Regions from separate parts of the Homo sapiens genome. Here all the other regions are linked to region 2. A link is a loop called in an ENCODE intact Hi-C map of the cell type or tissue named here. Cell type or tissue: Caco-2. All regions are shown on one strand. Links, peaks and the distances in the headings refer to the core of each region. The heading gives the core; the rest is flanking DNA.

The links. Hi-C counts contacts between places; a loop is a spot of excess contacts. Peaks named below come from ENCODE experiments on the same cell type or tissue, not always from the same donor. Only the 100,000 strongest peaks of a DNase experiment are listed, where the experiment ranks them.
Region 1: a loop joins it to region 2, with 5 times the contacts of the local background. A loop is called at or near these places in 15 of 110 quality-filtered maps.
Region 3: it touches region 2 in a loop (5-fold over the local background); 2 of 110 quality-filtered maps call a loop at or near these places.

Annotation. Positions count from the first base shown.
Region 1 is chr5:56,471,408-56,482,197 of GRCh38, forward strand. It overlaps LINC01948 (long intergenic non-protein coding RNA 1948), which reads right to left and starts at 10,362. Exons shown (of 5, transcript NR_104664.1): 1 at 10,146-10,362. RefSeq lists enhancers at 8,761-8,930, 10,131-10,290. In Caco-2, for the core only: no CTCF peak of the experiment used is centred there; a DNase peak (open chromatin) is centred at 5,274.
Region 2 is chr5:56,355,021-56,365,810 of GRCh38, forward strand. No RefSeq gene overlaps it. Among named protein-coding and RNA genes, the nearest start is that of LINC01948, 120 kb to the right of the region's middle. RefSeq lists an enhancer at 3,982-4,126 and a cis regulatory region at 4,048-4,061. In Caco-2, for the core only: no CTCF peak of the experiment used is centred there; DNase peaks (open chromatin) are centred at 2,601, 3,221, 3,881 and 4,271.
Region 3 is chr5:56,502,543-56,513,332 of GRCh38, forward strand. C5orf67 (chromosome 5 putative open reading frame 67) reads right to left here. Exons shown (of 6, transcript NR_161255.1): 6 at 8,740-9,194. It also overlaps the pseudogene RPL26P19. Among named protein-coding and RNA genes, the nearest start is that of LINC01948, 26 kb to the left of the region's middle. In Caco-2, for the core only: no CTCF peak of the experiment used is centred there; DNase peaks (open chromatin) are centred at 4,219 and 4,959.

The DNA.
Region 1 (10,790 bases), core at 2,160-7,159, 120 kb after region 2:
AGAAAAGTCTCAAATCTCTAAGACTTGGGGTATTAGAACTCTGAAAGAGACTCTTGTACTGGGAGCTCCTGAGTCTCCCCACTTGAGCTTCAGTTTTATCTTCCTCTGATAAGTCTTTCACTTTGATTTCTCCTGTATCTGCTGTGCTGGGCCCAAAGGAGGTATTAACATTCTGGTCCAAGCCTCAACAAAACCCCTTACCCTTGAGATATTTGTTGAACAGGAATTGCCTATGTTTATTTAAACATATTTGCCACATGATTAATGAGCAACATAAAACGCTTACACCTGGGAATCATGAAACTTGTAATTTCCATGCTCCTTGCCTATCTGACCTTTCCTTAGCTCACAGGTACATCAATACACATCCTGTCTCTGTAATACCTTTGGTGGTTGTGTTAGAGCGGACTAACTGCTTAACAAGTCCCAAATTCCAGTGACTTAACACAGCAAAGTTTATCTTTCATTCTGGTCACATTCCCTTACAGAGCTACTGCAAAGTTCTATTCCATGCAGTCATTTAGGAATCCAGGCTCATTCCTTCTTATGGCTCTATCCTCTTCTGAGTTTTTGAAATCTTCTCCATTTGGCCAGTGTAAGGCAAAGAGCACACGTGGAAAAGGCACCACTGCTCTCAGGTGAGGCACATCCACTCTGATGGAAACTAGTCTTACAGCCCACCCTGGTGCACAGGGATTAAGAGGTGTAATCTATTGGGATCCCAAGAATAGGGGACCTTGGGTATTGTGAGCACCAGCAGCCCCTACCACAGTGGTGGAGGAAAACAAAGCACTATTAACCTTCCAAGAAAAATATGGAAGCTGCACATATGCTTTATCATGTAATATAGGCCAGGGTCAGGGGAGTATGCTTGGCTTCCTAAAGTGCATGCAGAAACAATGTAGAGTACACATTGCTATCACCAGAGCTTAGAAGAAACTCAAAGAGCCTGGGCGCGGTGGCTCATGCCTGTAATCCCAGCACTTTGAGAGGCCGAGGGGGACGGGTCGCTTGAGGTCAGGAGTTCGAGACCAGCCTGGCCAACATGGTGAAACCCCATCTCTACTAAAAATACAAAAATTAGGCCAGGCGTGGTGGCTCACGTCTGTAATCCCAGCACTTTGGGAGGCCGAGGAAGGCGGATCATGAGGTCAGGAGATTGAGACCATCCTGGCTAACACGGTGAAACCCAGTCTCTACTAAAAATACAAAAACAAAATTAGCCAGGTGTGGTGGTGGGCACCTGTAGTCCTAGCTACTAGGGAGGCTGAGGCACGAGAATGGCGTGAACCTGGGAGGCAGAGTTTGCAGTGAGTCGAGATTGCGCCACTGCATTCCAACTTGGGCGACAGAGCGAGACTCCGTCTCAAAAAAAAAAAAAAAAAAAAAATTAGCTGGGCATTTTGGCGCATTCCTGTAACCCCAGCTACTTGGGAGGCTGAGGCAGGAGTATTGCTTGAACCCAGGAGGTGGAGGTTTTAGTGAGCTGAGATTGCACCATTGCACTCCAGCCTGGGCAACAGAGTGAGACTCTGTCTCAAAAAAAAAAAGAAAAAGAAAAAGAAGAAACTCAAAGAATATGATATGTATTAGGACAGCAATTTTAAAAATATTACTACACTACTTATTCCAAATAATAAATATTGAAGAAATTTTAAGTGAAATATATTTAGGCGTCTTTTTCTCTCTCTGACTCTTTAGAAATTGTAAAACTTCTGAGCCTGCAGGTCTTCTTTTTTCCTTTTAATTGTGGTAAAATACACATAAAATTTCCCGTCTTAATCAGGTGTAAGTGTACAATTCAGTAGTATAGAGTACATGGCATGGTTGTGCAACCAATCTCCAGGACTCTTTCCATAAACCCAGAATAATTAGTTAACAGTCAAGAACAGGAATAAAATCTAGATTTACACCTCCCACATAAAGATCATAAACATTTCTTTAGAGTGACAATAATGTTATTTTGCCTAAAGCTTGATTTTCAGTATATTGATCATTATCGAGCAATGTTATTTATTATTTTGTTTTTTAACTGTGGTAAAACTTACATAATGTAATTTGCCATCTTAACCATTTTTAAGTGTATAGTTCAGTAGCGTTATGTGTAGTCACATTTCTGAGCAACAATCTCTAAGACTTTTTCATCTAGAAAAACTGAAGCTCTTTATCCATTAAACAATTCTTTCTTCCCCCAGCACCTGGAAACCACAATTCTACTTTCCGTCTCTTAAGAATTTGACTACTCTAGGTACCTTATGTAAGCAAGATTGTATGGTAGCTGTCTTTTTATAATTGGCTTATTACTTACTATAATGTCCTCGAGGTCCATCCATGCTGTAGAATGTGTCAGAATTTCCTTCCTTTTTAAGGCTGAGTAATATTCTATTGTATGTATATATCACATTTTGTTTATTCATCTACCCAGTGATAGACACTTCGGTTGCTTCTACCTTTTGGCTATTATGAGTAATGCAAGAGCAGCCGTTATTAAGGTAAGTTTTGAAGATGGAGAATCACAATGAACAACACACTCACTGGTGTGTGCGTGTGTGTGTGTGTGTGCGCGTGTGCACATGTTCATGCTCTTGTCACCTTCCTCCTACTCACAGACTCAGAGTGTGGCAGAAAACTAATAATTGAATCTAGGACACTTGATTGTACCATTTTCTTTACTCCCATAGGACAGGTTCTTATGTAATGAAAGTATCTCTTAAATTTCATCTACTAAAATGATAATTTTCTGAAAGAATATGGGACATTGTCCAAGTAAAGGGGTTTGAAGTTGCACTAGTTAATTACTCTCAGAGTTAATCCCTCAATAAGTTACTTGTAAGTACCTATTTGGTATTCTATTCAGCGGAGGTTCTGGTACATAAAAACAGTGCACAGTCCTTTCCCTGGTCATAGTTTAGGTATAACGTAAAATACTAGGCTAACACTTTCAAATGGTGTCTACTGAACATCAGTGTTCAGTGTGATGTTAGTAGATGCTTCATAATAATAGCGTTCCATGGTCAAATATGCTTGACCATGGAACACTGTGATACAATTTTTAAATTTTTATACAAACACAACTTAATTGAGGCCCAAGCACAGGGGTGATGGGGTGGGAGGGGAGTATGTCTGTGTTGAGTTCAGTTACGGGAGCGATTTAGCATCTAGTCAAGGCAGAGAAGTCAATCATTGAGCAATCACTGGTAAACAAAATGACAACTCATCTAGATATCACACATTATAATTTTCTCGAATTAAAATCTTTCTATTGGCAACTTTCAAAACTCTTGTGCATCACTGGGCTCATTAGGTAAACTGTGTAATGTCCGGGTGTCTCATGGTGGTAGATTTCTAGCCCATAATGGTGCCAAAAGTTGCCCACCCATCAAACGCACCTCTTTCACCACTCTCAACTTTAAGCCCCCGGAGTTGTAGATGTATCTCTCATGGGCTCACTCTTCTAGAAAAGGTGGGCTTTTCTGGACATAGTCCCCCAAACAATGCTGAGGCCCATGCCATGAGGGCCATCACCCAGGGGATAACAGGGAGGTGAGGGCCTTCCTAGGCTGTGACCCTAGTGATGCAGGAGCAGCTCTCTTGCAGCTCTCACTGAGGCAATGTCTCCCATGACCTAAGCAGAAATGCGGAGGAATCCCATCCACACTCCTGGAAGCCGGAGAGCCCTCTCTCCATAGGACGCATCCCTAACCCTTGGGGAGGGCCTTGAGAACAGCTGCCACAGAGGTGAGGCAAAGCTTTACCTCCACCCACTTAGGGTCCAAGCTAGGCCTGATAATTAAATTGACAGACGAACAGGACAAAAGCATGCAAATTTACCCTCAGTTTTGCATGATACAAGAGCCCTCATAAGAAAATAAAGACCCAGCTTCATCCATGTCCCTACAAAGGACATGAACTCATGATTTTTATGGCTGCATAGTATTCCACGGGGTATATGTGCCACATTTTCTTCATCCAGTCTATCATTGTTGGACATTTGGGTTGGTTCCAAGTCTTTGAAGCTGGAAACCATCATTCTCAGCAAACTATAGCAAGGACCAAAAAACCAAATACTGCATGTGAACACATGGACACAGGAAGAGGGACATCACACACTGGGGCCTGTTGTCGGGTAGGGGAAGTGGGGAGGGATAGCATTTGGAGATATACCTAATGTTAAATGACGAGTTACTGGGTGCAGCACACCAACATGTCACATGTATACATATGTAACAAACCTGCACGTTGTGCACATGTACCCTAAAACTTAGAGTATAATAAAAAAAGAAAAAGAAAAAGAAAATAAAGACCCAAAGAAATAGCAAAACCTACATATATTAGGTCAAACAAAGGGAGGCAATCATGGAAAAGTAACTTAATTATGTGTAGAAGCTGAAGGAAGATATGAATTATCTTAACAAGGTTTGTTTGTACAAAATTCTCTTGGCTATGACTCCCCATCAAAGAATGTTTCTTTTCTCCTGGCACAGGGAAGGAATCTTTTTCATGGCAGCTTTTATCTCCTGTTTTCAGGAAGAAAAGGGGAAGATTAGAATGCTCATCTTGCCTCTGCTGTTTTGCAAGTGTCTTTCACTTGACGTAATCCCTATGTCAAAGTGGCATATTTTGGGGTGGCATATTCTGCCAGCCTGCACCAGTTTGACCTCTTTGTCCCTCCCTCACCCTGAGCTCCATCTGAGTGCTAAGCACAAACCTCCCCTTCACTAGCTCTTTTCCCCCAAAGCAAAGCAACCCAGGCAGACAGCTGCCTATGGTCCCAGCCCGATCAGTCCCTCATACCGCCCCTGCCATGTCTGAGTCTCAAGTTCATGTACTTTTTCCTTTTGATCTTCCTTCAATATCATAAGCTCCCCGAGGACAGATGAGCTTGTATCTTATTTGTCCACAGCACAGAGTAAGTATCACAGTTTTTCACTGACTGACAATGAATGAATAAAGGAGCAAAGGCATCTATCTAAACAGTTTCCTTGGTGACCTAGTGATTCCAGGCCAGATAGCAGAAAGCTGCCACATTGTTTCCAAAAAGTTAGACAAGTAGAGGTTTTATTTACATGTTACCTTGTTTCTGAGCTCTCTAAATCTGTCATCTTTTATCTACAACTAGGGTTAATATTCACTAGCCATATAGTATGAAAACCCTTATCAGATTCCAGTGGTATGACTGTTTGTGTTTTCTACTCAAATAATAAGATGATTTTTTAGAAGGCCAACCTAGGTCGCTCTTCCGTGTCCTGGGGCCGAAGCAGCAATAGAAAGCCTGGTAATCGGACACCTTTTGCCCCACAGTGTCACCCTGAATGAGTCTTTTCTTTCCGTTCTCTCTTTGCTTGGTCTTTTCCAGACTAGCTTTCCATTTCACAGCTTTGCTAAACATTCAGGTCAAGGTCAGAGCAAAGGGACTATCTCAAGGTGGAAGGAACTGAATTTAGCCACATAGGGCCTCTCCCTAATGAAAGCATTCAGCACCCAGCCAAGGAATCTATCTATCTTTAGATTCCAAAGCAGAAAAAAGGAGAAAAAAAAACTCCCTTAAGAAAAATGCCAGTTTTGCTTTGCTTCTGCTCTAAGCCAAGCCTGTTTCAGGTTCCAAGGAGGTTGCTCCTTGCAGAAGGGAACGTGCTACAGAACACATCAGAAGACCTGAATTCTATTTCTGGCACTCACTCTGATATTCTGTGACCTTATCCCCGGCTACTTGAAGAGCTTTGTCCTGCCCCCATACCCACCCTCTGCCATCCCCTTCTTATTGCAACTTTGTGTGTAAGTGTGTTAAGACTCAGGGAAATTCTCCAAAAGCTCAAACTCAAGTGATCTTTATTACTTGGGGCCACAAGTGCCAACCAGCCTAGAGGGGTTCCTGGGAATAGGCGGGCGGATCACGAGGTCAGGGGATAGAGACCATCCTGGCTAAAAAGGTGAAACCCCAGCTCTACTAAAAATACAAAAAATTAGCCAGGAGTGGTTGCACGCGCCTGTAGTCCCAGCTACTCGGGAGGCTGAGGCAGGAGAATCTCTTGAACCCGGGAGGCGGAGGTTGCGGTGAGCAGAGATCTTGCCACTGCAATCCAGCCTGGGTGACAGAGAAAGACTCCATCTCAAAAAAAAAAAAAAAAATGCTGGCTTCCTGCCTTGTGATGTGGCAGGACTTAGTAGGCAGACTAAATCTGCCTACTAAGAAGTAGACATGGAGATACAGAATCTTCCACACGGAATAGATTTTACCAGTTACCTGGAAGCACTGGCATGCCCATAAAAATCTCCTCCTTTGAGAAGCCATGGAACTCTGTTCTGCCATCTACCCAACATTCTAGAAATTTACTTGCATCCTCTGAGAACCATCTGTGGTACTGGCATCCGCAACCTGTTGATGCAAAAACATGAAGCTTCTAGTGAGGAGGGAACAAACCCCTCTCTTTTGGAGGTATCAGTCTTAGTGTACTTTGTGAAAAGGGAAATGATCATGTGAAATAGTAGATGGCATTTTTCTGACGCTTTGCACAAACCTTGATTTCACATGGTGCTGTAGCTGTGTTGCTGGAAACAGTATAGCCTGGAGAGGGCAAACTTTGGAAGAGACCAGCTGGGTAAAATCCTGACTCTACACTAGGTACTGTGTGGCCTTGAGCAATTTATTTAATGTCCCAGTTTCAGTTTCTTGTATACAATAGAGTTTCCAAGTGGACCTAATTAATCATGAGTGTAAACTGAGAAAATGCCTGTACACTGCTTAGCACAGTGTCTGAACACATCAATTGCTGTATGAATGCTATTAGCAATAATATACATTATTAATAGTTATTAATAAATAGCACTTTAATTCATATTAAAATTAAATATTTTAATTAATAACTATTAAAATTAATGAATATTATTAATATTAACACTACATTATTATATTATCTGTTAATAGATAACATTATAAATAATATTAATAGTCCAGCCAGGCACGTTGGCTCATGCCTGTAATCCCAGCACTTTAGGAGGCCGAGGCGGGTAGATCACTTGAGGCTAGGAGTTTGAGACCAGCCTGGCCAATATGGCAAAACCCCATCTTTACTAAAAATACACAAACTAGTTGGGCATGGTGGTGCACACCTGTAGTCCCACCTACTTGGGAGGCTGAGTACGAGAATTGCTTGAACCCAGAAGGTGGAGGTCACAGTGCCCCGAGATCACACCACTGCACTCCAGCTCCACAGAGTGAAACTCTGTCTCAAAAAAACCTTAATAATAATAATAATAAGGCTTATAAAAAATAACCTAGGGAATTCATTAATGATGAGCAAATGGAAGTGATTCAAATAACCCTTTTGTGGCCCTAAAATATCCTGATAGGTAGCTATTTTAGCACGTGTAACATTCCATTGTATTCTTTATTTCTTTATATCTCCACTATTCCAAAGCCTCTCCAGGGCAGGGAATTCTCTCTTTTACTGTAATGTCACAAAGTCTCCTCTATTACCTGTCCTATATAAATGTTGTTGAGTAAATGAAAAGTGAAGCCATAAATTAATGAGTGAAGGAGTAAGCAAGTAAACAAATACTCATTTGAAGGGAATATTTTTTGCATTAAACCAAAACAACTGTATCTTATACAAACTATTTCTAAAAAGATAGCATTTTCCTTATTTATTATGAACTATTGCCAACTTCCCTTCCCCTGTCTCTGAGAAATGCAAAGTCCCTGATTTAGAGTAATTTCTCAAGAGTTGTTTAGGGGTTGTCTTAGTCAGCTCAGGCTGCTATAACAGAATATATATTGTAGGCTGGATGGCTTCAACAACAGACATTTATTTCTCCCAGTTCTGCAGGCTGGGAAGTCCAGGAGCAAGGTGCCAGCAGATTCTGTTCCCGATGAGGGCCTTGGTCCTGGCTTGCAGATAGCTACCTTCTTGCTGCGTCCTCATGCAGGTGAAGGGAGAAAAGGCTCTAGTTTTGCTTTCTCTTCTTATAGAGACTAATCTCATCACGGAGCCCCACCCTCATGCCATCATCTAAACCTAATTACTCTCCAAAGACCCCCCTCTAAATTCCATCACATTGAAGGTTAGATTTTCAATATCTGAATCTTGGGAGGATGCAAACATTCAGTCCTTAGCAGGTGCTGGAAGTATTAACACAGTGCCCAAAAACGATAGAATATTTTTGGTAGGATGAATCCACTTTCAACCCTGGAAGCCAGGCATTTCAGAGTGGAAAAGAAAAGAGAAGCAATAACTGCACAAATAAGCATCTTATTAAGGAAATCACTAGGTTTTTGAGGGCTGCACATTCTATGCTTTCTAAAGGATGATGTCTCAGCAGGCGGAACGAAGCTAATCTTGCCTGGCTGCACTCTTCTGTTCTGGCAGGGGGCTGGTGCCGCTCCCTGCAGATGCCCACGATGCCAGGCAGCCTGGTTTAGTTTGTGGAACGTGCTCTAATCCGTCAGCACAGCCACAGTAGATACTCTGAAAACTAAGAGAATCACCTTCAGCAGCTTATCGACTAACCACAGGCCCTTATCTCAAATGGGAACTGATTCAAACCGTTATTCAAGCTTATTCAAATGAATTTGAGAGTCTACTAACAGCCCTGGCTACATAATTTGCCGGGTGCAGTTCAAACTGAAAATGCAGGGTCCTTTTCAAAAATTATTAAGCATGTCAACATGGTGTCAGTAGAGCATCCAACTAAGCACACGTCGGCTTCTGAGCACAGGTCACAGGCCCAAAAACCCAGCCATGCCAAGCAATGACTATCCAATAAGTCAAACACCAGGAAACCCCAACCCCTCCACAGCCCTGCGGCTGCTGCAGCAGAAAAACAAAAACAAAACAGACACTCAACACCATCAGCATCAGCTCTTCCCAAACCACCAGCCTTCCTCAGAACCTCCCTCATTTGACCTGTTTTAACTCGTGTTCCCTCGACCTTCAAATTTTCAGTGTCCACAAAGCAGATCAAGGCTATCACAAAACAAAACAAACACCAAAAAGCCAACCCACTGGATCTAGAGACCTACGGACTTGCCCTCCTGATACTTGCAGCTGGTGTTTAAGGACGTGCCTGCCTTGGGCGATGGGCGGGTAGAAACCTCACACACCAAAGCCCATCGAGCTAAACTCAAGGTTGCGAACCCCAACCCCGGTGGGAACACGGTCTGCAGACACGCTCCCTTAAGTCCCTGTCGCACACAATAAATTGCTTTCTGAATATTCCCTTTACAACTGCAAAAAATAGAAATGGCTGTAACTGTGCAGAGAAAGAAAAGAGAAGCTGGGATGAGCTCCATCAGGGGCCGAATCTGCTTCTCGCTGGTGGATACTGTGATAAGAAACCTAGATCTGAACGGCCTCACAATGGCCTATTTATCCGGCTCTTACGCACGGCCGGCAGCCCCGGCTGGGAATCACGGGGGTGGCAGCCGTCCCCGGAAAACGGCGGCATTCCGACACAGGAAAGCCCGCGGATCAACTGATCTGCAGACAACGCTTCTTCCTTCCTGGGAAGCGGCCACAAAGGCAGCCAGCTGACCCCGGCCCAGCGCGGCTCCCGGCCGAGGAGGACAGGGGCGGGGTGGGGAGGGGGGGAATCGTCGCCCGCCCCGCCCCCACCCCCCAAGTTTCCTTTGGCAAAAGCATCCCAGGCGTGGTTCAGGCAGAGTCCACGCCAGCGAGGCTGGGGCCGAAACTCTCCACGCCAGGAAGGCGGGGTAGGCGGACCCGCCGCCCCCAGCCCCGCGCGCCCGCCGCGCCCCCCACGGCCCCCACCAGCTGGCTCTTCCGGCCGGGGCGGCCTTGGCCTGGGGCTGGGGTTGACTTTGGTGGGGGGACAGGAAGGACTGGCACAGCGCCCGCGACTGTCCCCTGAGGAGGACCCTCCCTACGACTTTTGGTCAAAAGCAAAAAGAAACACAGACATGTGCGTCACCCCGGGAAGCGCGCGGGGGTTTCGCTCGCGTTTCAGGAGCCGACTTCGCATCCTCCCTCGGTAGGGGGGTCGGGGGTTCCTAAAATTTACCCCCCAACTTCACTTCTCTGGCGACAGAGCACCTTAACAGTTCATTTCCCTCTCGCTCTCAAGTGAAAACATCTTATTTTTGTGTTAAAATGTATAAAGACACCATGAGAATTGGCAGGAGGTCAAACCGTAGATTCTGAGATGCTCCGGTCGCTCCCCAGGAAGCGCTGTTTTCGGAAGTGTTGACCCAGCAGCTGGTCCCTGCTGCTCTAATGACACGATGTGTGCTTTCACTTTTTCACTCCCAAAACGACGTGGTTTGGAGTCTTGAGAGCCTTGGAAATCGCTGCCCGTGGAGGGAAAGGTCTGGAGAGGCCAGGCCAGGAGAGCAGACATGCTGCAAGAAGCGGAGGCAGCCCTGTGAACTCGCCTGGCTCCGCAGGGAGGGGCGAGGCTGTCCAGGTCGCAGGTGGAGCTGGCCAGCTGCGAGCCAGGATGTCCTTGCTCTTTCCAAATTATACACAGTTTCCACAAGGAAAAAAGAGAGGGGTAGGGGGTCCAGGCAGATCTTCAGCTGTTTGTATACTCTGCACCAGGAGGCGCTATCATCAGCCCGGACCCCTACTCCACAGGACTGAGGAGACCACAATTCTTCCCTCCAGGCAGAATCGTGGACCCAATATTCCCGTCTCCCCGAATTCTCTTAACTCAGTATACTGCCATTAACAGCATAGTCAGCCTTCTGGACTTGAACTCCAGAAGGAATTTTGTCTCATTTAGTGCCTGCAGGGGAGCAGGATGAGATAGTACCTCTTGTACCGGCACAAGGTCTC
Region 2 (10,790 bases), core at 1,892-6,891:
ATTTTAAAGATGAGGGAACTGAGGCTCACAGATGAAGTAAGTATTTAAGCCAAGAATCAGGGTCATGTATTAATAGTTCCAAAGCCTATGCATGTTTTTTTCCATTCTACCATGCCATTTTCAAGCTTCTTTTGAAGATGACACTTTTAGAGAACTTTCTGGTATCTCTGAAGTTCAATTTTTGGGCTTTCTGTTCTCTAGGTTCTATGTCGATGTGGCTCAGAGCCAGTAGTGTAGGGTACAGGAGAAACCTTCATCACCTCATCTTCTCAGGGCCCTACTGCAAGCCAGCATCTCCCCTTCTTCCTCTCTGCTTCAAGATCCATGGAGGTATATTCTAATATTTTCTAGTATAGTTATCTTTATTTCAGTTGGTTAAGTATCAATTTTCTTATCTAATATCCTGAAGCACTTCTCTCTACCACCTGTCTTATTTTTATCCATCTCTAGGTATAAAGTTTTTGATAAAGAAAAGTGTCATTAGACACTACCTTCTCTTTATCAAAGGTTTTCCAGTACGTTAATAAGGCTTCTCTCTGGGAATGTTTTACAAATTTCAAATTGGATAATCAATTTAAAATATATGCAATCCAGCAAAGAGACAGCAAATACCACTAACGCTCTTCACTTGGTTTGGCCAAATCACTCACCTGGGAAAAAGTAGAAATACACCAAAATGCATTTAGAAAAATGTCTGGACTCTCAGAGCCCCAGTGTTTCCAGACAAACACTGACAGTTTTAGCTTTTCCTATTACCAAGGCAAAAGGTTTTGCTTTTGATTCTCAGCTTTACAGGTTTCTTTTACCTTTGTCAACCTAAGTTTTCCATATTTGTTAACCTCTTTTAAAGACATGCCATGTACAGTAGCGCTTCCTGGCTAGCATGCCCATCTTGTTCCCCAGCCCACTGTGCAGGCCTTGATCATTCTTTAAATCCCAGATCCTAGTTCCCTCTTCCATGAATCTTCCCAGACCTTCTCAGCTCCCATTCATTTCCCTTTCTTGGGAACCCTACAACACTCATTAAGTGAATCATTACTTCTGGCATTTAATTGTGTACTGCCTGAACTATTACTTATTATTTACATGTATGTATATCTTCTCTTTCCAGTGACAAAACCGGTTTCTTACACGGAGGTAATTTTGTTTTGCCACATATAAGTCCCTGCAGAATGACAAATAGACATTTAATAAATGCATATTGAATGGATGAAGGCACTTTGTTTCAAAGGGATAACCCTGGAGTTGATTTGACTCAGGAGAAAATACAGCTCACACAGCTCATTGGAATGCTTATTGTTTTGCCATTTCCTTGTAGTGGAAAGTCCCAGTCAGTTATCAATTAATAGTATCAACAACCATTTTATCTAGTGCTTAACAGGGGATGACATCCAGAGGTAACTTCACAGACAGAGCCTGTTGTGAAACAGGTTGAATTCTGCCACATTTTACTACCTTCCTGGTCTCAGACCAATCACTTAACTCCTGCAATGCCACATGTGGAAAATATATTCTGTTATCAATGAGTTTACAAGCCTGTGATACTACGCTCCAGAAGCCAGCAGGAATGTGATACTGGTGTAACTGAGCCCCTGGCTTTGCAAGTTTATACACTTAAGCATCTCTGAGTGAAAAGCAATTATATAAACACAAAGGAACCATTATTAGAGAAATCATATTTATGTTCCCATATTGTATGTGGTCAGAGGAAAGCAAGACAAGGGCAAGACTTGGGCAAGTGACAAGACGTATTAGCAGTGGCAGCAACAGTGCTGGGTAAACAGTTGTAAATCTCAAACGCTGAGCCGTGTTAACATTTTACAGAATGCTTTGATCCTTTTCAGTAAGATACAAAGCAAGAATAAATTCACACAGCCTCCTTGGAGGTCAGTGTGATTTCTCTGTTTCTGTGGAAAAGCACTAACTAGTCACATGCTAATTCACAGTTTGATGCTCATCAAACTGGAGCAGATGGTTAGAGGTAGGGATGACATACAAAAAAAAAAAAAAGAAAAAAAGAAAAAAAAAGAAGACTGGTTTCCCCAGAACCTGAATGGAGATCCTGCAGCTAAAAGAGGTCACCCATCTCTCTTTTGGGTGTTCTTTTTAGACATCCAAATGCAGACTGGATGGTGCCTTCCCAGAAGAGCATGTTGTGGGTCATCTCTCTGTGGGGATAACTGGGGAAGGAAGCTTCCTCCCAAAGGACATGCAGCCAGAGTATGGTTTTACAGTAGAATCTAAGAATATTAATAATTCGTTGAACATAAATGACCAAGGAGCTCTATTTCAGTAAGAAGTTTCCGGGAGAAGTTTCAAACTGTTGTAACTGCCAAGTATTAAGGGGCAAGATGCCACTAATTCCCAGTGGATTAAAAATACTGCTAGTTTTTCTCAAGGACATTTCAATCTTGGAAAGAGTATCAGTTTAGAAACACAAATTAAATACTATCTTTGAGATGAAATGAAACCTGAAGGAATTAGACAATTCACCAATAAGAAGGACTTTTCTCAAGTAATCTTTGAACTGTGTGTTCTAGAAAGGACTGTATGTACTGAGTGGAGGCAGGGGGATGAGAAGAGGAGCTGAGGAGGAGGAGTCTGAGGAATGTGGCCTGGGGCTACTCAGATAAATTGTTACAAAGGAGGAATGTGACCTAGGAACCAATCTCCATCTCTTGAGGTGTCTGGGCCAAAACATGTTTTATGACTTTGATGATAGAAAAAAATCTATGTATTTTGACTGCTGATATAATGAAGATCAAAGCTACACAATTTGGATGAAAAGAACCCTACTGTCATGTTTCAAGTTTTGCAAAATAAATGATGGAATGATCTTTAGATCACATGGCTGAATGTGAAGATTTGAGTACCTCACAAAAAAAGAATCTTGCAAATGTATACAGAGAAAATTATGATAATGCAAATAAAGCCCTTTAATTTATGTTGCATGAAAGAAGTTTAAAGTAGGAGTAAGTAAGCATGAGTCTATGTTAATAGAATAGCCACCATAAATAGGAATATTTATCCATTGTTTACAAATCCATAGAATTATTAGATGAAAACTATACCATTCTAAATATGTAGGACTCTTTATCATCCACTTACAAAAGTAATGGCTTTAGTATCTATTGTTTACTTATGTCTCTACCATTCCAGAAATTGAGTAGAGCAGGTAGCGCAGAGGGAGGGAGAAGCAGCTTCAGAGGTCAAGTCTTAATAGACAGGCCCTGGACCTTGACCTTTGGACACCCTAACTGGGCCTCTTCTACCAAACCAGACCATGAGTTGCCCCCAAACCAATTCTTCTGAAGTAACCAAATGTATCAATGAATGAATATTAAAATGAAACTTGAACAAGCCTCAAGTGCAAAGGGGACTAAGAATGGAGTCTGGTAGGGAGAGGCACCCCAAAATGAGAGTGGTGCAGAAAGAAAATTAAAACAATTCTGAAAATGGGTTTCTTTCATTTCCGAGTTTTGCTTCTGTCAATCCTTGGGGACCAGGAGAATATGGCAGCACAGGTGCTTGAGAACAGGTTGTGCTGCGATTTAGAAAACCTATTGACTTTAGAGAAGTTACATAGCCTCCCTGGGCTTCTGGAACCTCATCTGTAAAAGGAAGAGGTTGGATTCAAAGATGTCTTTTCTGCTCTAATATGTTCTGGTTTCACCAAGCAAGTCTTTGCCTGGCATCTAGAAAAGATCCTCAGCCCAAACAAAGCAACATCATCCAGAAGGAAAATGCCCTTCAGGTCTGTTTCAGGACTTCAGTGTTCACCACGATGGTGAGTGACAGCCTTTCTTGGCCACCAGCTGTCTGGAGCGACCCAGAGGAGTGGCAGGCATTGCCCTCAGCGGGGCAAGTGAGGAGGAGCTGCAGAGGCAGAGGAGAGACAGCAGGGTGGAAAGTGACTCAGGAATGAGACTGCTCTCCCCATTCGACTCTCAGTCCAAAAAACCACACTCCTATTGTGAAAATTAGACCTTTGAGCAGCGTTCCATGTGTTTATTCTACTTGTATCAAAGAGGCTTTCATCTCCCTAGAGCAAATTATTAACACATTCCACCAAAGTTGTGAGGGTGGAGGCCTGGCCTTGGAGAAAAAATAATCACCATCATAATAAAGAGTTGCCCGAAACGTGAACTTAAGAAAAACTAACATAAAAGCCCCCACTTTTAATGATAGTGGTTGGAAAGGCGCCAAGGTCCTTGTGCCCAGGGGAGCATGGTTGGCTGACTCCTTGTCCGTGGGCTGACCCTTCTGTGTCCAGGAATTTTCCATGAGCAGGCCGTAGTGTGGGAGGTGGGGACTTTTGCAGGTTCAGCAGGTTGAGGCACTCACAGCCAGTTGCCCTTAGCCTTAACTGGAGACCAGATTTTGTTGGCTGAGTGAGCAGTGGCTCTCGATTCCAGGCAATAAATCTTTGCTTCTCAAGATCATTTGGTTGGGAAGAGGAGGGAGAAAAATAGAGAGGAGAGAAAGAGGGAGAGAGAGGAGAGAGAGCGAGAGAGAGAGAGAGAAAGAGAGAGCAAGAACAAGAGCCAACTCTCAGATACAGCCAAGAGGAGCAACAGATATAAAGTAAGCCCAACAATATTTCAGTTTCATGAATGGATTATTCCCTAAAGGGCTGTGAGGAATAGTTTCTAGATAGAGATTATGCCATTTTCTAAAGCAAGTTCACTTGATTTACAGGAATCCTTCGATGCTTAGGCACCTCCTTTGAGATACAGTTAGACTATATGAGTAAAGGGCCCAGTCCAAAAGAGATAATAGAGAATACAGGGAATTATTTACTGCTGCTGAAAACAGGACCCCGGGTTCAGACTTTGCTTTTGTTTGCTTTTTAAAAAATGTTTCCAAGTAACTCCAAAATACATGATACCTCAAGTCTCACGTGATTGTAACAACCAAGATTCATGAATAGCCATGAATGTGTTGTTTGTCATTAACATCAGTTTTCTCCCTTTGGGGCTAAAGAAGGAGCAGAAAGAACAGAGAAATCAGAATGCGAGTGGGACTTGTACTTCATAAAACAGCCAGAGGATCCTCCTATAAAACTGCATGGGATTTTTGGCTTTGTCATCTGGGAAATTGAGAATTTGCCTGTGATGTGAGGAGTGACTGCTGACATCAGTGGAGATGGATGAATACGTTTTGTATTACACCAATAATTAGAAGGGATCTCAAAAATCCCACCATTTCACCAGTTTCATACATAAATTTTTAAACTTTGGCTAGCAGTGATGAGTACCATTTGCTTAGCACTTGACTGCTTCAGAATGCCTTTCACAACGATATCTGTGCTATTTCTTTTATATTTTCAACTTTTAAAAACATTTTAATTGAGATATAATTCACATACCATAAAAGTCACCAATTTAAAGTGTACAGTTCCATGGTTTTTAGTATATTTGTGGTGTAACCACAACTACAATCTAATTCCAGAACATTTACATCACCCCCAAAAGAAAAGCCCTTTCCATTAACAGTCATTCCCGATGCCTGTCCAACCCTCAGCCCTTTCTAGGCAACCGCTAATCTACTTTCTGTTTCTATATATTTGCCTATTGTGGACTTTTTATATAGATGGAATCATACAGCTGTGGTCTTTTGGGTCTGTCTTTTGCTTAGGATAATGTTTTCAAATTTCATCCATATAGTAGCATGCATCAGTCCTTTATCATATTACCCAATAATAGTGTGGATATAACACATTTTATCTATCCTTTCATCAGTTGATAGACATTTGAGTTGTTTCCACTTTTTTCTTTAATTTTTAGTTGACACGTAATAATTGTACATATTTATGGGATGCAGAGTAGTATTTCCATATGTGTATACCATGTATAATAATTCAGGGGAATTAGCACATCCATCACCTCAAACTTGGATCATTTCTTTGTGTTGTGAACATTAAAAATCCTCTCTTCTAGCTTTTTGAAAATGTACAATAAATTCTGGTTAACCACATCCCCCCTGTGATGCTGCAGAACGCCTGAACTCATTCCTCTTATCCAACGGTAATTCCGTAATTGTTAATCAGCATCTCCCCATCCTCCCTGCCCCGCCACCCTTCCCCGCCTCTAATACCCACGATTGTACTCTACTTTTTCTTAGCTCTCTCATGCATGAGAACATGTGGTATTTATCATTCTGTGCTTCTCTTATTTTATTTAACATCATGTCCTCTGTGTTGCTGCAAATGACAGAATTACATTTTTTTTGTGGCTGAACAGTATTCCATTGTGTATATATATCACATTTTCTATTTAACTTTTATTTTAGGTTTGATGGTACATGTGAAGGTTTGTAATGTAAATAAGCTTGTGTCATGGGGGTTTGTTGTACAGATTATTTTATCACCCAGCTACAAAGGCTAGTACCCAATAGTTATTTTTTCTGCCCCTCTCCTTCCTCCCATCCTCCACCCTCAAGTAGGTCCCAGTGTCTGTTGTTTCCTTCTTTGTGTCCATGAGTTCTCATTATTCAGCAACTACTTACAAGTGAGAACATGCGGTATTTGGTTTTCTGTTCCTGCATTAGTTGATAAGGATAATGGCTTCCAGCTCCATCCAGGTTCCCACAAAAGACATTATCTCATTTTTTTATGATTGCATAATATTCCATGGTGTATATGTACCACAGTCTTTAAATCCAATCTGTCATTGATGAGCATTTAGGTTGATTCCATGTCTTCACTATTGTGAATAGAGCTGCAATGAACATACAAGTGCATGCGTCTTTATGGTTGAATGACTTATATTCCTCTGGGTATATACCCAGTAATGGGATTGCTGGGTTGAAAGGTAGTTCTGTTTTCAGCTCTTTGAGGAATTGCTACATTGCTTTCCACGATGACTGAACTAATTTACACTCCCCCCAACAGTGTTCTTTTGGGTTCTTTTTTCTCCACAACCTGGCCAGCATCTGTTATTTTTGGACTATTTATTTACTTATTCATTTTTGAGACAGAGTTTTATTCTTGTTTCTCAGGATGGAGTGCATTGGCGCAGTCTTGGCTCACTGCAACCTCTGCCTCCTGGGCTCAAGCAATTCTCCTGCCTCAGCCTACCAAGTAGCTGGGATTACAGGTGCCCACCACCATGCCTGGCTATTTTTTTTTTGTATTTTTAGTAGAGATGGGGTTTCACCATGTTGGCCAGGCTGGTCTTGAACTCCTGACCTCAGGTGATCCGCCTGAGGTGCTCGGCCTCCCAAAGTGCTGGGATTACAGGCGGGAGCCACTGTGCCCGGCCATTTTTTGACTCTTTAATAGCCATTCTGACTGGTGTGAGATGATATCTCATTGTGGTTTTGATTTGCATTTCTCTAATGATCAGTGATATTGAGCTTTTTTTAAATATGATATTTGGTCACATGTATGTCTTTATTTTGTTAACTTTCATGTTTATTTATTTTTTTTTGAGGCAGAGTTTCATTCTGTCACCCACACTGGGGTGCAGTGGTGGGATCTTGGCTCTCTGCAACCTCTGCCTCCTGGGTTCAAGGGATTTTTGTGCCTCAGGCTCCTGGGGAGCCGAGACTACAGGCGTGTACCATCACACCTGGATAATTTTTGTATTTTTAGTAAAGATGGGGTTTCATCATGTTGGCCAGGCTGGTCTTGAACTCCTGACCTCAAGTGATCTCCCTGCCTCAGCCTCCCAAACTGCTGGGATTACAGGTGTGAGTCACGGCACCCAGCCCGTCTTCTTTAGAAAAGTGTCTGTTCATGTCCTTTGCCCACTTTTTAATGTTTTTTTTGTTTGTTTTTCTCTTGCAAATTTGTTTAAGTTCCTTATAGATGTTGGATATTAGACCTTTGTCTGATACATAGTTTGCAAAAATTTTCTCTGCTCTGTAGGTTTTCTGTTTACTCTGTTGATAGTTTATTTTGCTATGCAGAAGCTCTTAAGTTAATTAGATGCCATTTGTCAATTTTTGCTTTTGTTGTGATTGATTTTGGCATCTTCATCATGAAATCTTTGCCTGTTCCCATGTCCAAGATGGTATTGCCTAGATTGTCTTCTAGGGTTTTTATAGTTTTGGGTTTTACATTCAAGTCTTTAATCCATCTTCAGTTGACTTTTTTATATGGTATAAGGAAGGGGTCCAGTTTCATTATTCTGCATGTGGCTAGCCAGTTATCCCAGCACCATTTGTTGAATAAGGAGTCCTTCCCCACACTGCTTATTATCTGTGCTATTTCTAGAATTATTTGCAATTAATGGATTCAGAAACTGAGGCTCAGTGTGTGTGTGTGATTTGCCCAAGTTTCCCTCTCTACCATTTTCACTCTATACCTGCGGTTCTCAAGGAAAGACGATTTTGCCCCCCAGGGGAAGTTTGGGACTATCTGGAGACATTCTTGGTTGTCTCAACTAAAAGGTGCTGTTGGCACCTATGTTGGGTAGAGGCCATGGTACTGCTAAACATCCTAGAATGTACAAGACAGCACCCCCCTCCTCCCTGCACACACACAAAGAATCATCCATCCCCAAGTGTCAACAGCACCAAGGTTAAGAAATCCTGCTCTATATATTCTCACTTTAAAGTTTCTCTTTGATTTCAACTACTATCTTTATGCTGGCAACCTTTAAATCTATATTTGCTATTTCCAAAGCTCCATGGTCTTGTTGCTAACTGCCTAACAGAGACTTCTACCTGATTTTCATTTGGGAATGTTAAACACAATAAATTAAAAAGTAATATTCTGAACCTCCTATATTCTGATCTTGATCACTGCCCCTACCATCTAGGTTTTCTCAAGTGAGAAACATGATTGCAATGTGATATGGTTTTGTTATGTCCCCACCCAGATCTCACTCTGAATTGTAATAATACCCGTGTGTCAAGGGCCAGGCCAGCTGGAGATAACTGAATCATGGGGGCAGTTTCCCCCATACTGTTATCATGGTAGTGAATAAGTCTCATGAGATCTCATGGTTTTATAAATTGGAGCTCCCCTGCACAAACTCTGTCATTTCTGCTGCCTTGTAAAATGTCCCTTTGCTCTTCCTTCATCCTCTGTCATGATTGTGAAGCTTCCCTAGCCATGTGAGTCCATTAAACCTCTTTCTTTATAAATTACCCAGTCTCTGGTATGCCTTTATTAGCAGCATGAGAATGGACTAATACACCACGCTTGATCTTTTCCTTGCTGTTCTCTTCCTCACTTTCCCCAATCCAATCATGTGACATATCTTTCAAATACATCTGAGAGACATCTCTAGCCATTGGTCTCCACTGACACTCTTAGCACTGGTCCTCATCATCTCTCAGGACAAACTCTAGCAAACCATGCCTGGAACTCTTCTTGGCAAACCATGCCTGGAACTCTTCTTAGCACCCATGAGGTATTATCATCCTCATTTTAGAGATGAAGAATGAAGGTACACAGAGATTAAGTGATGGAGTTGATAAAGGAGCTAGGCTTTGAACACAGGCCAGACTCTTGTCTACTGACCATTACACTCAGGTACCTCTTGAATCATCTTGGCCTCAACTTCTATGTTTTCCTACATGAACCATGTGCTCAAGTTATTCTGAAGATTCTCCTTGCTTTCTAGGGCTTTTTACATTTCCTGTGCCATTGAAAATGATATTTCCTCTATCTGGAATGCTCTTTCTTCTTTGCTTGCTGTTAGTTCCTACCAGTCTTCCAAGACCAACTCAGATAACAGCTCTTCAAGGCAGGAATCATGTCTTATTTATTATTTTTTAATCCCAGCACTGTATCTGTTTCATAATAGGTACCCCAATATCTATTAAATAAAAGAAAATGATTATTTCTCTTTCTACTACTTCCAAGGCAAAGTTATTTTGCAAATATTTTCTATTGAAAGCAGCTCCATAGATATCCCATTCCTGCCTTAAGGCAACTGATTAGAAGTGGATGCTTGTGTATAGGTATATATGAGGGCAAGATTCTCTGAAATATATTGACTATATGAATTCAATATATACAGTAAGTCCTCACTTAATGTTATCAATATGTTCTTGGAAACTGTGACTTTAGGAGAACTTAGGTATAATGAAACCAATTTTACCATAGCCTCGTTGATATAAGCAAGAGTTAAGTTCTGGTCATTTCTGGTCACAAAAACATCCCTAAACTTATAAATAAAGACCTAAAATGTTTCTAGTATTAAACATTAAAATAAATGTGAGCTATTCAAACATTTAAGAAAGATGAAAAAAAACCAAGTAAGATAATTATTTACCCACTAATTCCAGTTCAGGGTCAAGGGTGTCCAGAGCCTGTCTCAGGAGCTCAGGGTGCAAGGCAGGAACCAGCCCTGGACAGGATGCCATTCATCGCACGGCACACTCACACGCACCCACACTCATTCCCAGTTCACTTCACGGGCACATCTTTAGGACTGGGAGGAAACTGGAAGACTCAGAGAAAACTCGCTCCAGAAATGGAGTGAACATGCCAACTCCACACAAACAGTGGCCCTGTCTGAGAGTTGATTTTTTTTCTCATCAACATTATAACAAAATGACATTGAACAAAATGATGTTATCCGAGGACCTGCTGTATTGTATTGGCCATAGGAGTTTGAAGAGGTGGCATCAGCAATGTTCTGAAGGGCACCAAACACTCCTAAGGTTTGTTTATGGCCCCACATTTCTATCTCAATTTGAAAATAAATCTCTTCTATGTAGCCTGGTCAAATAAACATTTGTTATAACAGTAATTTATTTCAAATAATTCATGTCAGTGTAGAAGAAATCAAAAGGTGTTTATATTGGAAAGTCTATCCCAAATTCACATCACT
Region 3 (10,790 bases), core at 2,910-7,909, 150 kb after region 2:
TCTAAGTAAAGTCTGTTTTTATTTTGGAAGAAAATCACTCTTGTTTATTTGGGAAAATATTTTTATAAATTAGTTAAGTCAAACAATTTCTGAGTAATCCTAAAATTTGAGGTACTTGAGTGGCTTATGAGACTATACAAGTGAAGAGTGTATTAAAATAGAGATCTAAATACTAGACTTAGGAGCAACCAAGTCCTATTAATTGAAAAGACTGCTAGATTGGGGTAGGGTGGGGAGGGGCTTTCTAGTATCCTGAAACTGGGAAAAAAATCAGGGAAAAGAAGATAAAAATATCTTCTGTATCAAAAACAGAGCCCAAGGCTATGAACTAGACCCACTCTTCACCATTTGTCCTGGTGAGACAGTCAAATTGGCGTGGCTCTGAGCAAGGTGGCTGGTCCGTGCTGCCTAAATATGGCTACAAAGGCATAACCTGAAACACCAGATGGGAATGTTCAGATGCAACCCAGGGATGATCACAGGCTGGGTGATCTTATAGACTAGAGCGTCCCACGGAGCCCTAGAGTGGGGACGAGATGGGAATCTGAACACAAACTCTGCCACTCACTAGCAGTGACACCTAAGACAATCACTCCATTGTTCTAGACTTCATTTTCTTTGCTTTCAAAGTAGGACTGAAAGCATATGATTTGGGAGGGTCCTGAGGTTCTGACTATAGTCAGACAGGTCCACATATGGAAGGGCATTTAATGCTTGGGTATGTATGTTTGCACTATTAGACTGCTGGGTTGAGATGTTGTAGAAAACATCAGAATGCTAGTTGGGAGCTATTGTTATTGTGATTCCAGTTACCCTAAATCCTTCTTGACTCCCCAATGGGTATAAATACATAATAATTATGACTATTACCCATAAGGCCTCAGTCAACATTAGGGGTGTTAAATTAGCTGAGTTGTTGGACCAGAACACCTCTGAGGCCCTTTTTAACCAAGGATGTCTCATGATCCCAAGATTCTTTTTGGACAAACTTTAAACAAGTTAAGATCAGGGTCTTTAGGAAAAAGTTATCTGTCTTTGCTTCTCTTTCATATCCTTCTTTCCTTGTTTTAGAAAATTAGATTCTTTTGGGGATTGGTATGGGGCAAGAGGAAAAATGAGGAGTCTAGGCAGAGTTTTTGTGATGAGGCCAAGATCTCCTAATTCCATGGAAGAAAGTGAGATGGCTTGTTTAATGTGGAAAGGACTGAAGTTGTGGATTCAAGGATCAAGGATATATTTTTCCCCTGGACTGTTTCTAGGCTGGAGGAGCTGCACAGGATTCACAATTGAGGCTACAAGATAATCTGCTACAAAACTTTTATTTTCCCACCATCCCAAGCACACCACCCACCTCAAGGCAGGAGCCCAGATGAAGCATATGATATTAATTCTCAAGGGTTAAAACACTTTTCAGTATTGAAATTTGGGAAGCTTGAATACTTGAAGGTCACATACTTTGTTGGTGGCAAAATGAGCTCTAGATCTCATCTTGTTATTAGTCTGCTAGGGCTGCCACAGCAAAATACCACAGAGTAGGCAGCTTACACAAGAGATTACTTTTCACATAGTTGTGGAGGCTAGAAGTCCAAGATCAAGGTGTCGGCAGGGCTGGTTTCTGGTGAGGCTTTCTCCTTGGCTTGCAAATGCCCGCCTTATTGCTGTGTTCTCACCTGGTCTTTCCTCTGCATGCATGCCCTAATGAGGCTTCTTCCCCTTCGATAAGGAATTCAGTTCTTTTGAAGAACAGTGCCATCCTTATCACCTCATTCAAGCTTAATTACCTCCTTAAAGACCCTGTCTCTAAATAGAGTCTGACTAGGGGTTAGGGCCTCAACATATGAAATTTGGTGAGACATAATTCGGGCCATAACACTCCCTAACTCCCCATCTAATGTTCTCTCCACAGCAACACACTACACACCAACAGCAATGTGTGTGCAATGGGTGGTAGGAGAATACTAATTTCATTATTAAGTTGTGAAAAATCAGTGTTTTTAGAGAGATTCCAAATAATTATGGCACTCTTGGGTATTCACAGGTATTTTTTTTTCTTTGTTTCAAGTTTTAATCGAAGCTTGTATATAAGATTACTTTATTCCTGCATCTTCTCAATTGTTTCTTCCTTGTATTTGCCCTTTTCCTTTCCTACTTGGCAAGATTTGGCTTTCCGTTCAAGGATCTTTTCACAGTCTTTGTCCAGTTTTAGCCTAGTGATAACCACCTTGCTGGGGTGAATGCCTACGTGGACAGTTGTGCCATTAGCCTTTTCCCGCTGCACCCGTTCAATGTAGATAACATATTTCTTCCTGTAAACCTGGACTACTTTGCCAATTTGCTGACCTTTATAGTGTCCACGTACAACCTGAACTTCATCATCCTTTCGGATGGGCATGGATCACACGTTGTACTTCTGTCTCAGCTCTTTGGAAAGAGGGGAAGACATAGTCTTCCTTCGAATGTGGGAAGGTGCATTGAAATGCCTTTTGCGATTCTTGCTTCGGTCGGAAGTCACAAAGGGATTAAACTTCATTTTGGCCACTCCTGCTTCGGTGATAGCCGCAAAAGGGAAGAGCCAGAGGTATCTAATAAAAGGTAATAAATGAAAAAATAAAATGCTCTTTCTTGCTCTAATTTTAAGGCCACTTCAAGGATGCCTTGAGGGGTCATCTTTTGATATCAACCAGAATTTACAGACTTCAGTATTTCTACTAGGTGCTTTAGCCTGGATGAGAGGCTAAGACAGGAAATTTTGCTATTTTATTTAATATTTTTAAAACTGTCATGAGAAAACAGGATTGGATGACAGATGGCAAGTATGTGACATATGTGACATCATTTTATCTTCTACCAGTGGCAGACATTACTTAACAATCATGGCATTCACTGAACAGAGCTTCAGAATACATTCAGTGCAGTGCCTCAAATAGCATTTTTTTTTTTTTTAAAGAAAGGGTATGTGACTTTGGGAGACTGAGGCAGGTGGATCATGAGGTCAAGAAATTGAGACCATCCTGGCCAACATGGTGAAACCCTGTCTCTACTAAAAATACAAAAATTAGCTGGGTGTGGTGGCATGTGCCTATAGTCCCAGGTACTTGGGAGGCTGAGGCAGGAGAATTGCTTGAACCCAGGAGGCAGAGATTGCAGTGAACTGAGATCGCGCCACTGCACTTCAGCCTCCAGCCTGGCGACAGAGCAAGACTCTGTCTCAAAAAAAAAAAGGTATATGAAGAGATGAAATAATGTTGCCAATAGCTAGCATTAATTGTGTGCCTACCAAGTCCCATACATTGTTTAAGTTCTTTACACATATAAACCCATTTTTTCCTCATGACCACCCTATCAAGTAGGCACCAATAGAATTAACATTTTTCTGGTGGGGACAATGAGGCACAGGCGCCCAGCAAAGAAGTGGAAGAACTTGGATTTGAACTCAGGCCATCTGGCTCCAGAGCTGTGATCATTGTCATTCTGCTATACTGCTCTCTCTCACTCTAGGGGCAGTACTAGAGTTAATGGGGGGATATTGCAAAGAGTCAACTTGGGTCAAAAAAAGAAAATAACTTTTTTTTTTACAGTAGGATGGTTCCAATAATTGAATTGATAGTCACTTGTAATATTCATCTCCCTATCACTAGAGACACCAAGCAGAGTTGTAGAGCTATCTGTTAGGGTTGTGGTGCAATTAGTTTCTGAACTGGATAAAGAATGGAGTGAGTTGGGTTATAGCACTTCAACTTCCATTTGGCTCTAAAAGTCAAGGATTCCTTGACTTAAGCAAGGATTCCTTGACTTAAGCAGTGCGAGCAAAACTAGAAGGAACCACAAGTGACATCCTTCCTGATTCCTTTTTACCATATCCTTTACCCCCCAGCATTGTCGAGCAGAAAGAATGCCCAAAATTTGAATAAATCACACTGCATTTCAAAAATAGACACTCACTAGATGCCATATAAAACTCACACAGCCCCAGAATACAAACAGTAGTTGTGAAAAACTAAACTGAATTCTATCAAACCATTGTTCCTTCATTAGTCTGAGCAGTCTTACTCCTCTTCTTATCACACTTTTCTGGGAAAGGGGACAAGTTACAGCAACAATAAAAGTTAGGTAAGTTTGTTAGTTGTCAATGAAGTTGACAATGTCTTCAAATATTAACTCTCTCTTTATCGTGCCTCAAGAATGGCATGCTTTGCAAGGCAAGCATCCTTCTCTGGAATGTGACCTTGGCCCTTCCAAGGAGCAGCAAAGAAAAATGCCATCCCTATGAGGTTACCATTTACTGATGGGAAAGAAAATTAATGGCGGTTGCCAAATCATTGCAGATGAAACTCACATATGTCAAATACTGAGGAATCTTCTAATACATTATGTGTCATTCCTTCCAAGATTTTTATCCAAACAGCTCTTCTACACTTCTGAAAGTCTGTAGTGTTACACTGTGAGCCAAGTGTGAATGGCCTGTGTCACTTGTACACAGCTCCTGTGACCTCCTGTTTCAAGACAGAGTTTGACCCTTTCCTTGGACCAGCTCCAACCCAGACTGTAGCCTTACTTCCTAAATTTTTTTTTTTTTAGACGGAGTCTCACTCTGTCGCCCAGGCTGGAGTGCAATGGCGTGATCTCGGCTCACGGCAACCTCCACCTCCCAGGTTCAAGCAATTCTCCTGCCTCAGCCTCCTGAGTAGCTGGGATTACAGGCACACACCACCATGCCTGGTTAATTTTTTTTTTTTTGTACTTTTAGTAGAGACTGGGTTTCACCATGTTGGTCAGGCTGGTCTCGAACTCCTGACCTCGTGATCCACCTCCCTCAGCCTCCCAAAGTACTGGGATTACAGGCTTGAGCCAGCATGCCTGGCCCTTACTTCCTAAAACTTAAAGAACAAAACTCACAGAGGAGTCCCTTCTGATTGACTGGTATACTTCAGAGGACCCACCCCTAGGATCAGCTTGAGTCCAAACTCCACTACTGAACCAACACATGGCACCTTGGGTGAGTCACTTAAGGCCTCCACTTTCTGTCACTTATTTTCTGATACCTGGAATAGAGATAGTGACCTTTGGTCTTGACTAAATCACAAACAAAAAAAGTGAAGATAAAAGAAAACTCAGTAATATATAAAGACTGGTTAGAAACACAGGCGTAACAGAGACACAAGGGCAGTAGAGTACCCTTTCAGTGATTCACTTACAGAGGTAGTTCTGGAGAGTCCACAGGGGGTGTAGTTATAACCAGCAGGTGCTAGTGTTTATACAGGACGGATCAAAATCTGTCCTCAGGATTTAAATATACTAGACTATTGAAACTGGATACCTAATTCCAGGTTTGAGTAATTATGAAAAAGTAGATGTATAGTTGCAGTGGGGGAAAAAGGTTTATGTTTCCATTTAATAGTTTTCCAAATGTATGTTCTGAGAAAGACTTAACAAATGGGTTTATAAGGATCAAGCAGTCTGCTACTAGACCAATGTAAACCTAAACAACTAAATAGAAAAAAAATGTTGTTTTGAAAGTTGGGTTTTAGATTTTAAGGAGATTTGGAGGGAATAATAGGAAAGATTGTTAGATAAACTTGTTTACTGCTTAAGAAAAAATAGTCATAAGTTAATACATGATGATAGAAATAAAGGAAGAAGAATGACAGCTAACATTTCTGAATACTTACATTCTATGTATTTACATCCTGGCTACTTACATTCTTTCCCTATTCTAAGCACTTTTCACGTATTAACTCATGTCCTCATAGCAACCTTCTAATCTAAGTATTATAACATTATTATCCTCATTTTACAGATAAGTAAACTGAGGTAGTAATCATCCTCTTCTCACTCTTCTCAGCAATCAAACTTCATACTTAAGACCAGCCTGTGAGGTGTGCATTACACATCCTCTATGTGGTTGGTTAATGAAACTGAGATTCAGCCATGTTCAGGTCATACAGTTGGCAACATCAGAATGTGACCCTGATCTCCTAACTTGAAGAACTTTCTCTCCTGAATTGGGATGCCATCCAGTTAAGCCATAATAATGTGCTAGAAGTCCTTGTCTAAAGACTTTCTGAAATTAGATGTCCTCTAATGCATCGTTTAGTGTCTTGGTCCCACACTTGTCTTAGCAGGTCAGCTACATCTGGAAGTGTGTTCAGTCCTGGGTCCTGCTCCAAGCAGGATTTCAGGGCAAGGGCATGGCGCTGGGCGAAAGGTCACTTCCCTTTTGAGATTCTCTGACACTCTGCCCTTTCTTTTTAAGTATCCGGGCACCACTGGGCCTTGAATTGTCCAGGCTACTATCCAGTTATTTCTTAAGGATAACTTTGGCCATCCAAAATAAATCCCAAAAAAGTGACCAGTTAAAATAGTATATTGACAAATTACTACCATGGGTAATATGCATTTTTCTTTTTTTTTTTTTTTCCTCACATATTTTGCTAACTGAGAAAAGGTTGGCACCCCTTGTCTGGTTCTCTGGTCCAATCTATTTGTGTTTCCAAGTTTTGTACTATTAGACTAATAAAAAAATAATGCTCAGAGACTTGTCAGACTTCTTCCTGTATTGAAGCTGACCACTGCACACCCCTGAGACAGTCCCTATGACCGGGTGTTCACCTTGAGGTCATACAGTGCATGGGAACAGTTACATAAAAGCCAAAAGAGGGGCTCAGCATGAGGTCAGGAAGCAGCCACAGGCAGCAATGATCAGCTCTTGCAGTTGTATTCCTGCAGCTCACATGCTCTGCATTTGGGCTGACTTACTCAAAGTTCACCCAAGTAAGCCATTGGATTGATCATGAAATCAGGATTAATTCCCCTGCATGGGGCCTCTGGCCTCTTTCCATCAACATTTTTAGAAGGGTAAAATTTTATGTGTTTTTTAAACTAATTTTTTCTAGTCTTTTCCTTTCATTCATCTGTACTATTGCTTGATTGTAACCATAGTGCATATACAATGGTTTAATCCTGCTTTTTATTTACTTAGTGGCTTATCATGGGCTTTTTTGTTATAGTTGTTTTCTACATAGCCTTCATAGTGACTGTTATTATTTGGCTCATGAGGCAGCCATTTCTACTCCCCTGCTCCCTTGCTTGTCTTCCATTATAGATTAAAACAAAAACCCCAGTGTTTCTAAACACCCTGGTGCCAGGAGTACTCATGTACTAAAAGGCCAAGGAAACATGAAGAGACGTCTACTGAGATACTTTAGAGAAGGATTTTATTTTCCAGATAAAAGGGACAGACATAAAAGAAGGAGAGGTGCTGAAATCACTCTTCTTTTCTTTTCTTTTCTTTGTGCCTTGAATTGGGTCATCATGCCTGGAGTTTCAGCAGCCATATTGCAGTCATGAGGAGATAGGTGTGCAGACCAAACGCCAAGATGCTAAGAATGGCAGATGTAAATGTTAGAAAGTGTTTAGACCAACCCCAGGACCTCTCACTTCTGGACTTTTTGTTTTGCGAATAAGAAATGTCCTTAGGGTATAAGCCTCGGTTAGTCAAGTATTCTGTTTCTTACAACAAAAAGCTTTCCTAACTGTTGGGGTCTTTGCAATCGTCATTTTAACTTTGTTCAAATATGCCTAGATCCTGCAAACCTTGGCAATAGCAGGCAGTTTGTGGAAGTATTTCATGGAACCTTCAGGTAGCTTTGGGGAGTGACCAGGGTGTAAGAAAGTTTGCTTGATGGCACAGGTTGCGACTAGTCTAACTTTGTCCCCTTGCCTTTATTTCCTGGAAGCTGCCTCGTGGCTCAAGGCAGAGGCCTGGTCTATTATTTACATTTTTCATGCCCCAAGAGTGTCTCTGAGAGATTCCCTAGGTATCTGACATACTCACATGAGGCTGACAAAGCATTAGGCTGAATTGTTAAAATTAAGCCAGGAGCTGGAAACCAGGCTGATTATCTGTAAAATTTAGAGGGTCTTGGGTAACTTGTCTTCTTTCCTTCCAACTTCTTTCCTCCAGTTTCCCCTTCTCCTAACTGCCTGTGTCTCAGCGCATCTACTCTTTTAAGGCCTCTTCAAGTTCTGAACCTTTCCCTGCCCCCCTTGCTCATTCTGCATCCCTTTTGCTCTCTTAACCAGCAGTCACCAAGGAAAAAACAGCCTTTCCCAGGATGGCTTCTTGGGCCTCTTGGGCCCACGTGCTGAAAGAGTATAAATCCCAAGGTCCAATAAGTTAGAGAAGTGTTGCCTGCTGAATGCGTCTTCTAGGAAATTCACTTTGTTTATCAGGATAGAGAAATTGTTTGAATCTCAATCAAGCCACTATTTCCCAAACATATAAGACTTCCAATCCTTTATTCCATGTTAATATTCTGTATATGCAGGTTCTACCCATCATTTGGGGGGAATATTGTGCTGAAGACACTCTGAAGTGACTGATCGTAGCCACAACTCCAAATTCTCTAATTTTGCACACATTTCCCCAATCCTGTAGGCTAACCCCAAATTCTTTAGTCTGGCTTTTTAAGGTCCTCCACAATATCTACAATCTAGTTTGGAAGCCTCATTTCCCATTATTCTTCTATATGAACTTTCTGCTTCAACAAAACTCTCCTATTCCTTGTTCCCTAAATAGTCTCTGTCCGTTTCTGCCTCCCTATTTGCATACATATTCTTTGGGGGGAGGGGCTTCTGAAATTTCATAAAGACGAGGAGAAGTGTCAGAAGTTCTTAATTAGTAATTTAATATTGTATCTTTTGGGATGCTTTGTTGCAAGCCACAGAAATAGGCTCTACTTAATTTAGGAAGAAGAATTTATTGAAAGGACACTGGGAAACTCAAAGAATTCCTAGAGTATCCAGAGAAAAAGGCTTGAAGACTGTGCAGCCAGGAACAACACTGTAAATTCCACTGCAGGATTCATTCATTGAGGACACCATAGCAGCCATACTGCACCTGGACACTGCAGCTCACACCATCTGCACCATCAGCAAGTGTTCTTGGATGCCGATGCTAGAACCACTGGCCCTGCTGCCTCTGGGAACTGGATGTAGCTGCCATTGTGTCTTAAATCTGCCAGAATGGATTTGGCATGTTCCTTTCTTTTTGTCACTAGCAGATTCAAAGACCATCTGATTGGTGGAATCTTGATCACGTGTCCATATCTAGTGGCAAGGGAGACTGGGAAGTCCAGTGTCTGGAATTTCAGCTTCTACAGGAGGAGCTGAGCTCTATCTCATAAGAGGATTTCCTAAAGAGAGGAAGAAGTTTCAGATGATGAGTGGTCAAAAAGAATGACAATTGTCTATATTGTTATGTCATGGATTATTGAGAAACACAAGAGAAAGAAAGACTTTTTTAATACCCCCAAAGGAGTTTACAGTTTAGCTAAGTAGACAAGATAAACAGATGAGATTATTTAAAAATAAGATAACATATAATAATGTAATAAATAAGACTGCTTAATTAAAAGATACTAACATTATGCTGAACATAATCAACAGAGTTAGAGAAAGTATATTTATATGTTACAGCTCCAAGCCATTGCTTTTCCAACAGATGTTTTTCTAGGGCAAAATGTATGTAAACAAGCCCTGTTTGCACCTAGAATATTTCCACACATCCACCCAGCTTCATTTTCCAAGCTTATTTGCACGAAGGCAAGCTCCTTGATTGCCCAAAAGATGCACGGTGCTCAGGACTGAACCATGTGTAATTTAAAAAAAAAAAAAAAAAAAAAAAAAAAAAAATATATATATATATATATATATATATATATATATATATATGACAGATATTAAGTCTGAAGAATCAGAAACAATGGCATGAACATGGTAATGGGTATAGGTTTTGACCTGGAGTCAGAGGGAAAGAGAATGAGCCTGGAGTTCTGGGAAATCCATCATCACTCTTCTGCATTGTGTGGTCACTTCTGTCCCTAGGGAAGGGCAGTGCTAAGCTGCGCCGGGGTAAAGGCCTATGCAGAGCCAAGAGTTGAGTGCTTTTCCTATGCTGTGTCAAGGTCACTGCTGCACAGGGCATTTGGCAGCTCCGCTCCTGCAGTCAGCCAATGGCCACTCAGGATTAACAGTGAATGCTGTGTGGGCAGAGCTGGAAAAAAATGGGTCACTTGGCTGGTTATGGGATATAGAAGGCCAGCATCCAGGGCCTCCACCCATAACAGCCATCCAGTCCCAGGGCCCTGCTGCTCCTCCACCTTTCTCTTTCACGCCATGCAGCTCTCTGCATCACATTCTCCACCTTTCTAGGTGTCAATGTGGCCTCCAGAAAGAGGGTGAAAGTGAAAACAAAACTAGGGGGAAGAAATTAGGTGACAGCTTCACTCCTCCAAGAAGGAAAGGGATTGTGCAATATGGTAGAAAGAAAACTGATTCAATAGCTTTCTCTAGCTATTATCTGGGCGATCTTTGGCAAGTGATTCTCCCTTCAAATCATCATCAGTAAAATGGGATGATATGAGACAACTCGTGTGAAATTATAGCATTCTAAAAAGAACAACTACCTACAACTAGGTTAGTTCAAAAACTATCTTCAGTCCTAAGTGATACTTAGGAGTGATTGCAGCTCAAGCTGCTGGTGAGGGACAGCCGATAATCTTCTGCTGTGGCTCTTGGCTTTGTTTGCATCCAAGAAGGTTCTTAAAGAAAAACTCTTCTATGTTAAGATTGGTTGGTGTAATCAGAGCACAGGCATCAAGAGGAGCTCTCATCCAGCCTCGTCATCCACCCCACCTGCTTGGATTCTCTTTTCCATATCATGTGTGCATGCATGCACACACACACAGACACACACATGCTCACACTCCCATCCACACACCCCTGAGGAA